Regions from separate parts of the Mus musculus genome. Here region 1 is linked to region 2. A link is a contact called in ENCODE Hi-C or POLR2A ChIA-PET data. All regions are on one chromosome and are shown on one strand. Each heading gives the region's core, a stretch centred on a gene start or an enhancer-like site at or near the end of the contact. The rest is flanking DNA. Distances are from core to core; before and after follow the strand shown. Region 1 holds the start of Slc1a4 (solute carrier family 1 (glutamate/neutral amino acid transporter), member 4). Region 2 holds the start of Actr2 (ARP2 actin-related protein 2).

Evidence for each region. Hi-C counts contacts between places; a loop is a spot of excess contacts on that map. ChIA-PET counts read pairs that join two places held with the same protein, here RNA polymerase II (POLR2A).
Region 1: a loop to region 2 is called in a map of left cerebral cortex, with 5 times the contacts of the local background. The contact joins the promoter of Slc1a4 here to the promoter of Actr2 in region 2. A Hi-C loop is called at or near these places in 1 of 37 maps with a recorded cell type or tissue (left cerebral cortex). POLR2A ChIA-PET finds 5 or more read pairs at or near these places in 3 of 5 experiments (Patski and embryonic stem cell).

Annotation. Positions count from the first base shown.
Region 1 is chr11:20,330,416-20,337,853 of GRCm38, forward strand. It overlaps Slc1a4 (solute carrier family 1 (glutamate/neutral amino acid transporter), member 4), which reads right to left and starts at 2,298. Exons shown (of 8, transcript NM_018861.3): 1 at 1,531-2,298. The coding sequence starts at 2,057. It also overlaps the pseudogene Gm12033.
Region 2 is chr11:20,111,151-20,118,223 of GRCm38, forward strand. It overlaps Actr2 (ARP2 actin-related protein 2), which reads right to left and starts at 1,801. Exons shown (of 9, transcript NM_146243.2): 1 at 1,655-1,801. The coding sequence starts at 1,702.

The sequences.
Region 1 (7,438 bases), core at 1,048-3,547, 220 kb after region 2:
CTGGGTCACCATTCACTTTAAAAGCAGGAGCTAGAAGGGCTTGGGTCTAAAACCACGGCCATAAAACAGTAAGTTGTAAGTCCTTTCTTGGGGTGATGGCCATAAAGTGGTTCTCACTCCTCCTACCCCCAATTACTGGTCAGTTCCTTTTTCAATGATGGAAGAACACCATTAAGGCTCCTGTGTTACCATAGAGAGGCACAGATGAACATCATACTCCCATTTGGGCCACAGATGGCTCTACAAAAAGAACCCTGAAACCCCATATTTCTCTCCCTGAGGACAGAACAAACCAAAGCTACTCTGGGCTTCAGTAGAGTTCTCTATCTCTGAACACATCTACAGTTATGTCTCAAACCTTAAGACTCTTGGACTACCAGGCCACCTGGCAGGCGCCAAAGCCTACAGTTCCATCGAAGTTCCCGTAGGCTACCTCCACTTGCTCTGTTTGCAGGAACTTTTGGTCTTTTTCAGCAGATTCCCCCACCCCCCCACCCCCCCACCCCCACCCCCCGTCCAATACCATGTCTCGGTTTTTTGTTTTGTTTTAGATGAACAAACTCTTGAAGTGGCAAGACAGCTGTCACATTTTCCACATGAAGAAATGGAGACAGGAGAAAGACAAGTCACTTGCCCAGAGTTCTCTGGTTTTCACCACCTCAGCAATGAGGAGCTTTGCCCAATGACTCAAGACAAAATATACCACTAAGGCTCAGAAAGCTGGAAGGCAAGCCAGCTGGACTCCTCGTTCAGACGAACCTGGTTACATTAGTAAACGCCTGCAGACTAATGTTTTCCCATCTGTGAACTTTGGATTAGTTCAAATGGAGAGGTGAAGCTTTGAAAACTACACTCTATCATCCCAGGGGATGAAATACAACTCCTGAGTGGAGAAAAAAAAAAAAAAAAAAAAAAAAAAAACAAGCAAAGAAAGGTGTGTGTATCTCAACTCTCTGGATCTCCCCGCTTTCTACAAAGAAATAACGCTAGGCCCCATGATCCTGACCAAGAACGTCCACAACCTGTCCTAAGCCTGAGAGGCAGTCACGTAGCTGGGCAACGGGCTCCACATAACTAACTCCAGTTTTATTATTCTTGGACACATCCATAATTCTGCTGAAAATTGCCAACTTCCTTCCAGACCAAAGGCTGAATCAGAGAAAACCTCAGACTACAAGCTGGATAGCTCCTCTGGTGAAAGTCACTCAATGTCCTGGAAGCTTTGGGGTGATGTAGGGGAGAAAACAGGAACAATTAAAAAAACGAAACAAAACAAACAAACAAAACTGAGAGAGCCCAGTGTAAGGAGTAAAGCACAACTGAGAAGGTATACACTTAACATCCCACCTAACGGAAAATCGGTTCCAGCAAAAAGCTGTGGCCTCCAGTCTTTAAAGGTGTGGCCAGCACGTAGCCCAGACGTAAATATGAAATTTAGTGTTAAGGGCCAACAGTAACTGAATTAACTCTAGGTGATATGAGTGCACGTGGCGTCTCCCGCCGTGCCTTTGGCGGGGTGGAGAGCAGTACCTGAGTAAATCGAGGAAAGAGTCCACTGTCTCTTTGGAGACCGGAGGAGGCCCTGAGTTCTCCAGCCCCAGGCTGCTGGACTGGAGGGTCTGCGCGCCCGCCCCTGGCTTGATGATGAACGCCAGAGCAACGGCGAGAGCCGAGGCGCTCAGCGTGGTGAGGCCGAAGTAAGCAACAGCGATGCCACCCAGACGCCCGAGGGAGCTGGCATCCAGGGAGGCGGCTCCCGACACCAGGCTGCAAACCACCAGCGGCAGGATGATCATGCGCAGCATGCGGAGCAGCATCTCGCCCGGGAAGGCCAGGTAAGTGATCTGGGTGCGGGTGAGCTGCAGCCCCCTCAGCGCCGCGCCCATGCCGGCACCCACCAACACTCCCGACACGGTGAGCAGCACCAGCGCGTGGCGCCGAAAAAAGCTAGCACAGCGCTGCGATTTGCCCATCGCCGTCTCGGGCGTTCGGGGCCCGGCCGCAGGCTCTGCCTGGGTGCCGTCGAGGTAGCCGTTGGTCTCGCCGCTCTTCTCCATGTCGTTGCCCACCGCTCTAAGCGGTAACACTCAAGGAACTTGGAGAAAAGACCGGTTTCGAATGAATGGATCAGGCGGAGACAGTGGCCTGTGCCAGCTGCGGCTTCCGAGCTCTGTGAGTCCCTACAGGAACACTTTTCAGAAAGATAAAAGAGAGACGTGGGTTGTGGGTTGGAGCCCAGGCAGAGCAGACCGCGCCGCGCCCAGCCTTCTTTCAGAGCCGCTGCAGGCTGGAGATGATGCAACGCAGGAGGCACGCTGGAGGCTGCAGCCTAGGAAGGAGGGCGGGGCTTGAGCTCGCCCCGCCCATGTAGGCGCACCTCCGATGTTACGACCAATTAGAACCCTGAATATCCGTTCCCCACCTCCCTGACGTTTCCCAGGTCCCGCCCTTCTCCCACCCTCCGGGAGGCACAGCAAAGAGAGTGAGAGACAGGCAGGCTGGGCTCTCCCGACGGGGCGTGAGGCCATCGGCCAATCCTGTCTCCTGGCAGCTTTCAGTCCTACTGTCCAGGCCTCGGGGAGAGAGGGAGGGGAGCGTCTGGAACGCCTCGGCAGTTCTTCTCCTCAGCTGGTGGAGGAGGGGAGCCCTCGGAGGTTGGTGCCCGCCCTCCGCTAGGGAGTCCGGAACGACCCAACCTCCATCCTGCGGGAAATCCTTTCTTCTAAGGGCTCTGTAGGCTTTCCTGGTACAGAGACAAAGGAGTGGGTGGATGGGGGAAAGTCTCATTGCGTGCACGTACAAGACTCTAGCAGAGCTTTACCCTTAGGTGACCAGCGAGTCCGGGTGGCACTATGCACAGTGCCAAGGGTGAGCCACTGCGTGCACTAGCGCCCTCTGGGGCGAGTCCATTGGACTCTGGGGAGAAGCCTGGTGTGTGCAGGCTGAAGACGTAAAACTCTCCCAGAGAAACAGAGCTCTAACGCCACCACTTTCGGTGGCGTGTCTGCCATGTAACTTAAGCTGAAACACAAGCGGGATTTTAACCACCCCCTTCCGGGTCTCCAGACTTGGCACGCCAACAGTTCAGTCAAGTGTTTGGCCAGTCTGAAAGATGGTTCAATGGATTTTTTAAAAATGCCATTTATTTACTATCTTCCCGGGCCACAGCAGATAAAAAGGGAAACCTTGGCAGTCGTTTATTGTGTTATTTATTTATTTATTTATTTATTTTTCCCTATTCTGCTTTTGAAAAGAACTACCTCCCCAGACCTCCAAGAAAGCCCTAGTTAGGTGTAGCTGAGTTAAAGAGGAAGACAATGTGAAGTAAAGTAATTTTGAAGTATACCATAACAGAAACCTGTGCAAATCAATATGTCCTGTCGAGGTGTAAAACGTCCAATTGTTGAGACAGCAAAGAGTTCCTTACATGAAGCCATTTAGCTGTCATGTACAGCTTGTTGAAATAGGAGCTTATTGGTGGGAGGGAGGTGTGTTCATTAGATGAGGACCTATACATATTTTTATCTTGTTTCCCAGAACATGGTTTACCTCTCTGTGCAAGGATGGATGATTCCTACAGACCCATGTTCCTCATTTCCAGGTAGCTCTGCCTCCTTTTTCCTAAGCTGCTGCTTTTATGCAAAAGACTGAAGTCATGTTCCAGAAGTGGGTTTCCAATTGCCTGCTTTACAGCTCCACCCAGACATTCTGCAGCATCTCAGCTCAGCATATTCCGAATCAGATTTGTGATTGTCTCCTCCAGCCTGTTACTGCTATCATTATGATCTGCCTCTGTGAACCTTCATGTTTAAGTTTTCTCTAGTCTGATCTGTTGTTAAGCCCCATGACTCATGTTGAAATGTCCTTTCTCTCCTCTACTTCCACTAGCCATGCTGTTGACTGCATGCTAGTGCTTGACAAATTCTTCCTTTGTGGCCCAAGCAGGCCTTGAACTCAGAATCTCCCCTGCCTCTATGTAGAGATTTGGTTTGTTGCTATGTATTGTAATGCTAAATACTGGCCCTTGTTGCCTAGGGGACTAGAAGATCCTCACAGTACATCAACGTGATACTATGTAACCTTGCCCCTCAAGTTATCCCTGATTGGTCAATAAAGATGCAGACAGCCTATAGCTGGGCAGAAGAGAGGCAGGTGAGGTTTCAGTTCCTGGGCTTGGGGTCTGAGGCAGGACCATGAGAGGGAGGAAAGAAGGTGGAGAGAGGAGACACCAGGGGATAGGTAAATCATGAAAACATGGCCATAAAGGCTAGCCAGTTCAAGTAAGAGCAGCCTAGGCAGAACGTGGCAAGTTATATCTCGGGGTCATTGATAGGGAAGTAGGCAAAATAGCTTAGAGGGGCGACATCTGCCCAGCTCTAGTGCTTTAAAGGCTTCTTTTTTTTTTTTTTTTTTTTTTTGGGTGCAGCGAACTTTATTGATGGTATTCAAGAGAGTAGGGAGGGCTCCCTAGGCCCCTCCTGTTATTATGGGGGTCTGGGATGGAAATTGTGAGGGAGATGCTCAGTGTTGGGGGCCGAGTTGGGATAGGGCCTCTCTTGCTCAGTGTCCTTGCTGGGGTGGGTGGTCCAGGGTTTCTTACTCCTTGGAGGCCATGTAGGCCATGAGGTCCACCACCCTGTTGCTGTAGCCGTATTCATTGTCATACCAGGAAATGAGCTTGACAAAGTTGTCATTGAGAGCAATGCCAGCCCCGGCATCGAAGGTGGAAGAGTGGGAGTTGCTGTTGAAGTCGCAGGAGACAACCTGGTCCTCAGTGTAGCCCAAGATGCCCTTCAGTGGGCCCTCAGATGCCTGCTTCACCACCTTCTTGATGTCATCATACTTGGCAGGTTTCTCCAGGCGGCACGTCAGATCCACGACGGACACATTGGGGGTAGGAACACGGAAGGCCATGCCAGTGAGCTTCCCGTTCAGCTCTGGGATGACCTTGCCCACAGCCTTGGCAGCACCAGTGGATGCAGGGATGATGTTCTGGGCAGCCCCACGGCCATCACGCCACAGCTTTCCAGAGGGGCCATCCACAGTCTTCTGGGTGGCAGTGATGGCATGGACTGTGGTCATGAGCCCTTCCACGATGCCAAAGTTGTCATGGATGACCTTGGCCAGGGGGGCTAAGCAGTTGGTGGTGCAGGATGCATTGCTGACAATCTTGAGTGAGTTGTCATATTTCTCGTGGTTCACACCCATCACAAACATGGGGGCATCGGCAGAAGGGGCGGAGATGATGACCCTTTTGGCTCCACCCTTCAAGTGGGCCCCGGCCTTCTCCATGGTGGTGAAGACACCAGTAGACTCCACGACATACTCAGCACCGGCCTCACCCCATTTGATGTTAGTGGGGTCTCGCTCCTGGAAGATGGTGATGGGCTTCCCGTTGATGACAAGCTTCCCATTCTCGGCCTTGACTGTGCCGTTGAATTTGCCGTGAGTGGAGTCATACTGGAACATGTAGACCATGTAGTTGAGGTCAATGAAGGGGTCGTTGATGGCAACAATCTCCACTTTGCCACTGCAAATGGCAGCCCTGGTGACCAGGCGCCCAATACGGCCAAATCCGTTCACACCGACCTTCACCATTTTGTCTACGGGACGAGGCTGGCACTGCACAAGAAGATGCGGCTGTCTCTGGAACAGGGAGGAGCAGAGAGCCTAAAGGCTTCTTATAAATATATTGGTGTGTGTCTTTTATCTGGGAACTGAATGATCCAGGCAGAGTAGAAACTCCCAAGTAATATTATTTACCACAATACCTCTACTTTCTGATCGCAGGTATATGTCACTGCACCTTGTTTATTTCCATACTTCTCTATCTAGGTGTTAAACAATTACTGGTTTGGGGTATTTATTTTCTGGTGTCTATGTCTGACCAGAGGAGAGCATTGGGTTTTCTGCTCTATCATTGTCTGTCTTACTCCTTTGAGATGGCCTCTCACTGAACCTGGAGCTCGGCTGGTGATCCTCTTGTTTTTGCACCACAGCACGGGGTTATACAAGTGCTTGGCCACACTTAACTTTTTGAGCAAGTGCTGGGATCTGAACTCTTACCCAACAGAATCATCTTTCTAACCTCCTTATTTTGGCTTTTGAAATTTTGTCTTGTTTGTTTTGAAGCAGAGTTTCATGAACTTCGAGTTGGTGTTGAACTCTCTATGTAACTACAGATAGCCTTGAATTCCTAATCCTCCTGACTGTACCACACACACGCTGGACTTACACGTCATACAGTAACTGCTTTTAACCGCTGAACCATCTCTCCAGCCCCCTCATCCCTTTCAGAGAGAGAGAGAGAGAGCCTTGTTATGGAGCCTAGACTAATGTCTAGAATAAAGAGAAAGAATAGGATGGCAGTTACAGAAAGAGCGGGCTGAGAAGCACGTGCTGGTGAGGGTGGGTGGAGAAGGGAGCCTTATACTTTGTTGGTATTCAGATTAGTATAGCGTTACAGAAAATGCAAATCAACATGGCAGGTCCTTAAAAATCAAAAGCCATTTCTTTGATCCAGGGATTCTAGGTATGGTCAAAGGAAGTGAAATCAGCATATTGAAAAGATATCGGAATTTAATATTTTACATTTATTGAGTATGTGTGTGGGCACTTTGAGTGCTTCTGTGGATACCAAACAACTTGTAAAAGTCTGTTCTCTCCTTCCATCATGATGATTCCAGGGATGGGTCTTGGATTGTCAGTGGCAGGTGCCTTTACTCAATAAACCATGTCACCAGCTGGACATCTGTGCTTCTAGGCACAATACCCACGAGACAGAACCAAATTAGATGTTTATCAGTGGATGCATAGATAAAGGAGACCATTCCAAAAGCTAAATCTATACGAACCTGAAGGACATTATTAAATGAAACAAACACTGCATGATCTCACTTGTATATGCAGGTTTTTTTTGTTTTGTTTTGTTTTTTGTTTTTTAAAAGCATGATTCAGAGGCTAAGAATTTGGCCAGGATGGAGCAAGAGGCAGGATGAGACAGAAACAGAAGACTTGTCCCTAGTTTTAGGAAACAGCTAAAGTATGTCAGCAGAAATTTTCTTTTTCTTCAAGAAGACTGGTGAAGCAGAAGTATTGGAGAGATGAGCTGGCCAGCGGGGACGTAAGTAATCTGGTTTCTAGGACTCGTGGGGAGAAACTTTGAGTTGGAGATTTCATTTGATGATATGTCAGATGTTTAAAGAGATACTGAGAGCAAATCCCTGTGCAAGGCCCATAGAGGGAGAGAGGAAGAGTTAAAGCTAAGCATAGTGGCTCATGCCCGAAATCCCAGCATTCAGGAGTCTGAGGCAGGAGGAATGTTCAACAGCAGGCTGGGCTAGATACTAAGTTCAAGGCCAACTGAACTTACACAGTAAGTTCTGGTCTAGCCTTCTCTACAGAGTGAGACCCTGTCTCAAAACCACAAGCCAAGCCA
Region 2 (7,073 bases), core at 551-3,050:
AATAAAAATGGATGGAGTCTCCCTATGTAGCCATGGGGATTTGCCGGTTTCTGCCTCCCAAGTGTTGGCATAAAAGATGTATGCCATCACTTCAGCCCTTTTTAAAACACTTTTAAGACACTGTTACTTTAAGTGTTATGTCTGTTTACTTGAGTGTTTGTATATGTATCACATGTATGCCTAGTACCCACAGAGGCCAGAAAAGAGCACTGAATACACTTGAACTAGAATTACAGAATAGCTGTGAGCTGCCACACAGATGTTAGGCATCAAACTTGGGTTCTCAGCAAGAACAACCAGTGCTCCTAACTGCTGAGACGTCTCTTTGGTAGTAAGATACTTTTTTTTTTTAATAAGTACTTTTATAAGAATTTCTGAAAAGTTTAGCATTTATAATTTAGCTTAAATATAGTGTAACAATACAGGCTTTGCTTTAAAAACCTTTTTCCTGATAATTTAGAAGCTTTATAAAATTGTACCATTTCCCTCACTGCTTTATCCTTTATCTCAAAAAATGAGATGCATTTTATGTATCCCTTCATGAAGTCTGCAAATATAAATATCTCTAATGAGCACATAAATGGGGTTGCTTAAAAACCTTTAAGTTACTGAATCTTAGGGCTGTTACCACAGCAGTGGTATGGATGTCCCTTTGTATTGTTACCTATCCTATTCTAGCCCAGATTTAGCTTAAATGAAGCTAGTACAATAATTGTCAAAGTTTGTAACAAATTCAACCAAGGGCACTATAATGGCAGTGAATACCAGCTCCTTCCCCTTTCAACAATCTGGCTTCAAAGGTGTAATTCAAGTAAAATCTATTTTAATTTGTGTGTCGTCTCTGTGGCAGAGAGGAGAAAAGTCACAAAATGTTGCAAATCGCTAAAGGAGTCAGAAACAGTTGCATCTTCAAAACTGGAACTTTGATGCTCCACCCTTTTAACTGGGGATAGAAAGAAACCAGTTGCAACGAGTTTTCTGAATCAGAACTTTAGGCTTATTTTGACATTTTTAGCATCTTCAAGACTAACGTGTCTATCCTGTACTTAACAGAAAAAAAAAATGAAGCAGAGGAGGAACCAGAAATGATCCAACTTCCCACTAGAATTTACTTGAGAGGTCCTAGGTCTATAATAGGGCGGCATGCAAAGCAAGAGGTGAAGCAGGAGCTGCTGACCATCCCCCTCTCTCAAAACCACAGACGACAAGGACAGCCCACACGCTCTCCCGGGGCAGACTCCAGCCGCGGCCCGGGGCCTGACAGCACTTCCTCTTTTCTCTGCGGAACCCGTTTCCTGCCTCGCATTCGGCATCTTTCGCTACACAGGAAGAGGAAGGCCGCTAGGTCTTGTATGGACGAACACAGGCGAGCCTCGGAAATGGAGACCTCCTCGCCACCGAGGGACAGGGCCTCTCACCGTCTAGACCCATCTCTCGGCACGCCGGCGGATGCTTGCGAGCGCGCGGGGACAGGTTCCGCCGCCTTCGGGTGCAGCGCGGGTAGCCTAGCTCCGGGCCACCGGCTCCGGGCCGGCCGGCGCCCCCCGAGAGCTCGCCCGCCCGCGCGCCTGCCCGCGCCCCCGAAGCCCAGCCGCGCAGCCGAGGGGCCCGCGCGCACCCCGCACACACACGCGGCCGCCCCGCCGGGCCTTACCCCAGTGCCGTTGTCGCACACCACCACCTTCCTGCCCTGGCTGTCCATGGTTCGTCCTGGTGAGCCGCCGCCCGGCCTGGCCTGCTTCCTCCTCCACACGGCCCCGCCCTCGGCCCGCCGCTCCGCCCAAACCGGAAGTCCCCGCCCGGCAGCCGTTCCAAGAGGGCGGTGCAGAGAGAGAAAAGAAGAGCGGGGACTGGCAGCCGAGAAGGCCAATGAGAGCTGTCCGGCGCGGACCCGGGCGCGCCCTCTCGCCTCGTTCTGCTTCCGGGGCTGCGCTTGGCTGGTGGGGCGGCGGCTCTGACCAAGTTGTCTCGGGACCTAGGGCGCGGCCGGGCCGGCTGTACAGGAGGCAGGCAGGTGAAGGCCGGAGGGTGTGTGGCGGGACGGCAGTGGAGAAGGGTGGAGCAGCCGGCTAGGAAGACCGAAAGCCACCTGGAGGTCCCGAGGCATGATGTGTCATTGCTCCTAGGCCTGGGTGGATACACCTACAAGTTTCAAACCTCCGGTTTATTCCACACCTCCAGTTGCATGCAGCCCTAGGAGCCTGGCGGGATGCTTTCGTTTCTTTCTGCTTCACCACTTCCCTCTTTGATTTTCTCAAACAGGAACTCACCATGTTGCCAAATGCAGACTTTAAAATTGAGGTCCTCTGTAACCTCCCTTGGAAACAGGGACAAGTGTTACACGCACCTCTTTAAGAAATTGAATATGCACCCGGGCACTGTTGGCGTTCGCCTTTAATCCCAGCACTTGGGAGGCAGAAGCAGACGGATTTCTAAGTTGGAGGCCAGCCTGGTCTACATAGCAAGTTTCAGGTCAGCCAGAGCTATAAAGTGAAACCCTGTCAAAAAAGAAAGATAATGCTTTCACTTAGCGCATAGTGGTGAACTTGCTTTCAATCCCAGCACACAAGTAGAGGCAGTTGGATTTCTGTGAATTCCTGGCCAGCCTGGTCTATTTACAGAGCTAGTTCTAAGACAGCCAAGGCTACAACAAAGAAACCCTTTCTCGAAAACAAAGAACAAAACTCTTTCCTTTAATTTTAGTTTAGTTTTGTTTTCTGAGACAGGGTCGCATTGTCTATCCTTGTGTTAAAACTAAGAATATTAAGTTAAAAAGACCAAATCCATGATTGTCCAATTGGAGCAATTTTGGGGTACACCAGGACTGGCCAACCACCTGTCTCACCGCTGCCGGTCGCTTGAGGTCCGTTTTATGGGCGAGATGTGAGCGAATTGTTAGATACAGTGAAAGGGAAGAGTCAAGGGTCAGAGTATATGTCATGTGAATCCCAAGTTTAGCTAGGCTGAAAACTTGTTTTGCAGTTTACATCAGACCTAAGAAACAGAAACTTATTCTTTTTTGTTTGTTTGCTTTTGTTTGTTTGGTTGGTTTTTTTTTGTTTTTCGAGACAGGGTTTCTCTGTATAGCCCTGGCTGTCCTGGAACTCACTTTGTAGACCAGGCTGGCCTCGAACTCAGAAATCCGCCTGCCTCTGCCTCCCAAGTGCTGGGATTAAAGGCGTGCGCTACCACGCCCGGCTTCGAGTGTATTTGCTTTTATTGTACATTTTTTTTCTAAACTCTTTGGCACAGTTTTCTGGGGGCATTCCGACTGCCACAATACAAGTCAGGAGAGAGCTTGTTTATGATGCCAATTTCAAGCATTTAAATTTTGGTTTGGGTTGTGGCTTTTTCTGTCTTTGAAGTCTGCATTTACTTTGTAACAACTGTACTTTTATATTTCTATATCCTCTAACTCCAGAACTTCAGTTAGTTTATGAAATGCAACATCAAACCCCTTTGTTTTCTGGGAAAAAGAAACTGCAATGACTTGAAGTTGAGAATGTGGGTACCGCCTCACTCACACACACTCATTCTCAGACTGTGAAATCCCCCACGCGCCTTCTCAAGGGCACATAGACAGTACCAAGTGCTACGGTACAGTGAAGGTGGGCTCAAGACCCGGGCTCCATCTTTCTCCTCAGTAGCAGGGGCCAGGCTGCCTTTCACAACACAGCCCCACAGGTGAACCCAGGTCCTCCTCTCCCAAATCAGTCACCCATTCGGCACCGGCCAAGACAGGAAAGCTAGTTCTAGCCTTCCCTGGGAAGAGACAGCTTTTTTGTTTTTCATAAGTAAGTAAATCCATTGTTTCTCTATTCCAAGATGGCTGATGTTATGTTTTCTACAAACTCAGTGCTTACTTAGCTCATGTCTAACAGGGCTGCTGCTGTTGGCTGTGGCAGGATTTTCAGTGTGGTGTTTTCAAGCCTCACTCATCCTCCCATTCCCAAACATTCAGCATTCGTGCACACTCCTCACTTCCGGGTTTTTTCAAAAGATTGGAGATTTCCAGTGGGGGTCTCAGGTCATCATCTCAGTGGTACCAAATCAAGCCTGGTTCTTCAGAGAAACTTATTCTTAATTACAAATAGAAACCTTAACTTGCAAAGACTTTAACACAGGAGAAACAACTTATCCTTAACTGTCTTACTGTAAACAGAAACTTTAACTTGGAAGGTATAGTGTCAAAAGTTAACTTCCAAGTGTTCTAACACTTGGCTGACTAGGAACTCAATATGTAGATCAGGCTATTCTCTGGCTCTGACCCAGCTTGTTACATCTCCCTGATGATTTTGCACACAGTCAAGCAGATAGTGGTACTCTGTACTAAATGAATTACAAGATGGTAGTGTATCCTATTTAATTAAATTTTAGGCCTAGCACTCCCTTAGACTTCTAGGTAAAGTATGAACCGATACCTTACTTAATCTTACTGGCAACACTTTGCAAATTTCAGTTTTGTTACATATGTTACTATTTAAACTCAAGTACTGGTTGTTGATGCTTGGTGTTTCTAAGTTTAATATTTTGTCATTGGGCCAGCAAGATGACTCAGCAGGTAAAGGTGCCTGCTTGACCCAAGGTCAATCCAGTGCACTCACATAATATGTAACATATAATATATAATATAATATGTATATATACATATATATTGTATTAATATATAATATATAGTCTATATATTGTTCTTGAGGTTCTAATCACCAAAAACGAAGGCCCTGACCAGAGCAACAAGAATGTGTTCAAATTCAAGAATCCTTCCGATTGCTCAAGTGACACTCAATACATCTGCTTACAGTCACAAGTGTCTTTAGCCTAAATACAGAACGCTACAGCTCCAACTTGGTGATTGGAATCTGGATATTAAGAATAACTTTGCTATTGAAAAGAGAAGAAATAAGCCAGGGTTTTGGCTCCCATGTGAAATGTTTGCCTACTATGCACCAAGCCCTGCTTCCATTCCCAGCCATAAAACCATTCAGCTATCTCAGCAGGGAGTTAGAGGCAGAGGGAGAGAGAACAAACATAAGCCTGTGGGGGCAGAAATAAATTTAAATCTAGTGGGAAATTTAAAAAGAGACTTTTGCGTGGCTAAGCCTCCCACAACAGTGTGTGAGACAACGTTTTCACAAGCTGCTTCAGGCCTTGAAAGCTAGCAAACAATTCGATGTGAGCCTGGGCTGATAACACTGTGCTCAGACTTGCTCTGCTGTGAGAGAGGCCTAAGGCCTTTTCTATCTACTTTTCCCTAAGAGTCCTCTTCTCATCTCTTCTTTTTTCCTGAGATAACTCTCATTCATATCTCAGCCTGACCTCTATATACAGCGAAGGCTGAACTCTCAGCCTCACATTCTTTTTTTTTTTCTTTCCGAGACAGGGTTTCTCTGTGTAGGCCTGGCTGTCCTGGAACTCACTCTGTAGACCAGGCTGGCCTCAAACTCAGAAATTCACCTGCCTCTGCCTCCCAAGTGCTGGGATCAAAGGCGTGCGCCACCACGCCCAGCTAGGCTACAGCCTTATCCTGGTAGTGACAGAGCAGAAGTCAGCTTCCACCGAGGTCCAGATCCAGGGCTTTGAGTTGGCCCACCTCAGAATCTACCTCATCTATGAACTGTTGAAGCATATGAAAGGGCCAGTTCTACAGATCCAAAGCTGCAGGACTCCATGACAGTGGGCAAAAACAGACTATCAGAGAAGAGTCCTGGTGAGGATTCAGTATTGACGCGGTAGCAGAAGTCAGAGACCTTGAACCACAGCAATGACTCATGGCAATGAACATTTGCAAGTAAATAAGGTGGACAAAAGGGTGTCCAGTGTGACGCACTGTGACACACTACAGCTTCTAGGACAAGATGTTTTCTATGCTTTGTTTTGTTTATTGTTTGTTTTTATTTTCTTTTGTGGGGTGGTTGCAAGGACAGGGCTGATACAAAGAGGTGAGATGAGTGGGGTCGGGGTGCATGATGTGAAACTCACAAAGAATCAATAAAGTTAAAAAAAAAAAAAAGGCATCATTCTCTGTTGCCTGACTTGGGATGCAGCGTCTCCACCATAATGCACTGGACACTTGAACTAAGAGCCAGCACCCAGTTAAGCTGCAGTTGTCACAGTATTTTATCACAGCAACAGGGAAAGTAAGCAAGACAATGGGTCGCATGGGTCAGTGGCGATTCCTAACTATGACAACCCTCCAAAAATATTTGCATTACGAGTCATAAAAACAGTTATGAAGTGGGAAAAAATAATTTTATAGTTGGGAAATCACCACAACATGAGGAACTGAATTAAAGAGTCTCTGCATTAGGGAGGTTGAGAACCACTGCTAGAAAGCAACATTTCCGTTCAGCCCAGAAGTGTTGGTAGTGCACTTTGCTACTAAAACTCCTGACAGGAAGAGCACACTCCCTGTGTGTTCATGTGGAGATGACCTCTGATATGAGCCTTCAGCACCTGAATGACAAATGACTTTGTCATAGGTGCTCTGACTGACTTCCTTCCAAGTTGTTATAACACAAACATTACTGCTCTTTGTGATGCTGAGGAATCAAACCAGGCAAGTCTCCACTACTGCATCTCAACTTTCTCATTTTATATTCTAAGCTATTTTATTTCTAATTCTGTGTGTGGTGGGGGAGTGCAAGGGTGAGTACAGTGCCCTTGGAGTGCAGAAGGAGGCAGTACAATCTCCAACATCCCTTAACTTCCTTATTTTATAGATGAATACATTGACACTACTGAAATGGAACCATGGGGGTTCTTTGGAAAGTCACTTGTCTTGGGTGGTGTGGACAGTGTTTTGTTGGGACAAACACGTGAAGAAACATTTTGAAGCAGACACAGGTGAAAGTCTAAAGGAGACTCATGAAACATCTCACTGCCGCAGACACTGATGAAAGGATGCTCTGCTAAAGCAAGCACATGAAAAAGACATGTGATGGAGGATTCTTCACTAACAAACACATGTATTGGTCCACGTTACACTGCCAGCCTCCTGGCATCTTTATTTACCAATCAGAACCAACTGGGGGCAGGACCCCTCAGAGCAGACTCTTGTACAAATAATATGGGGA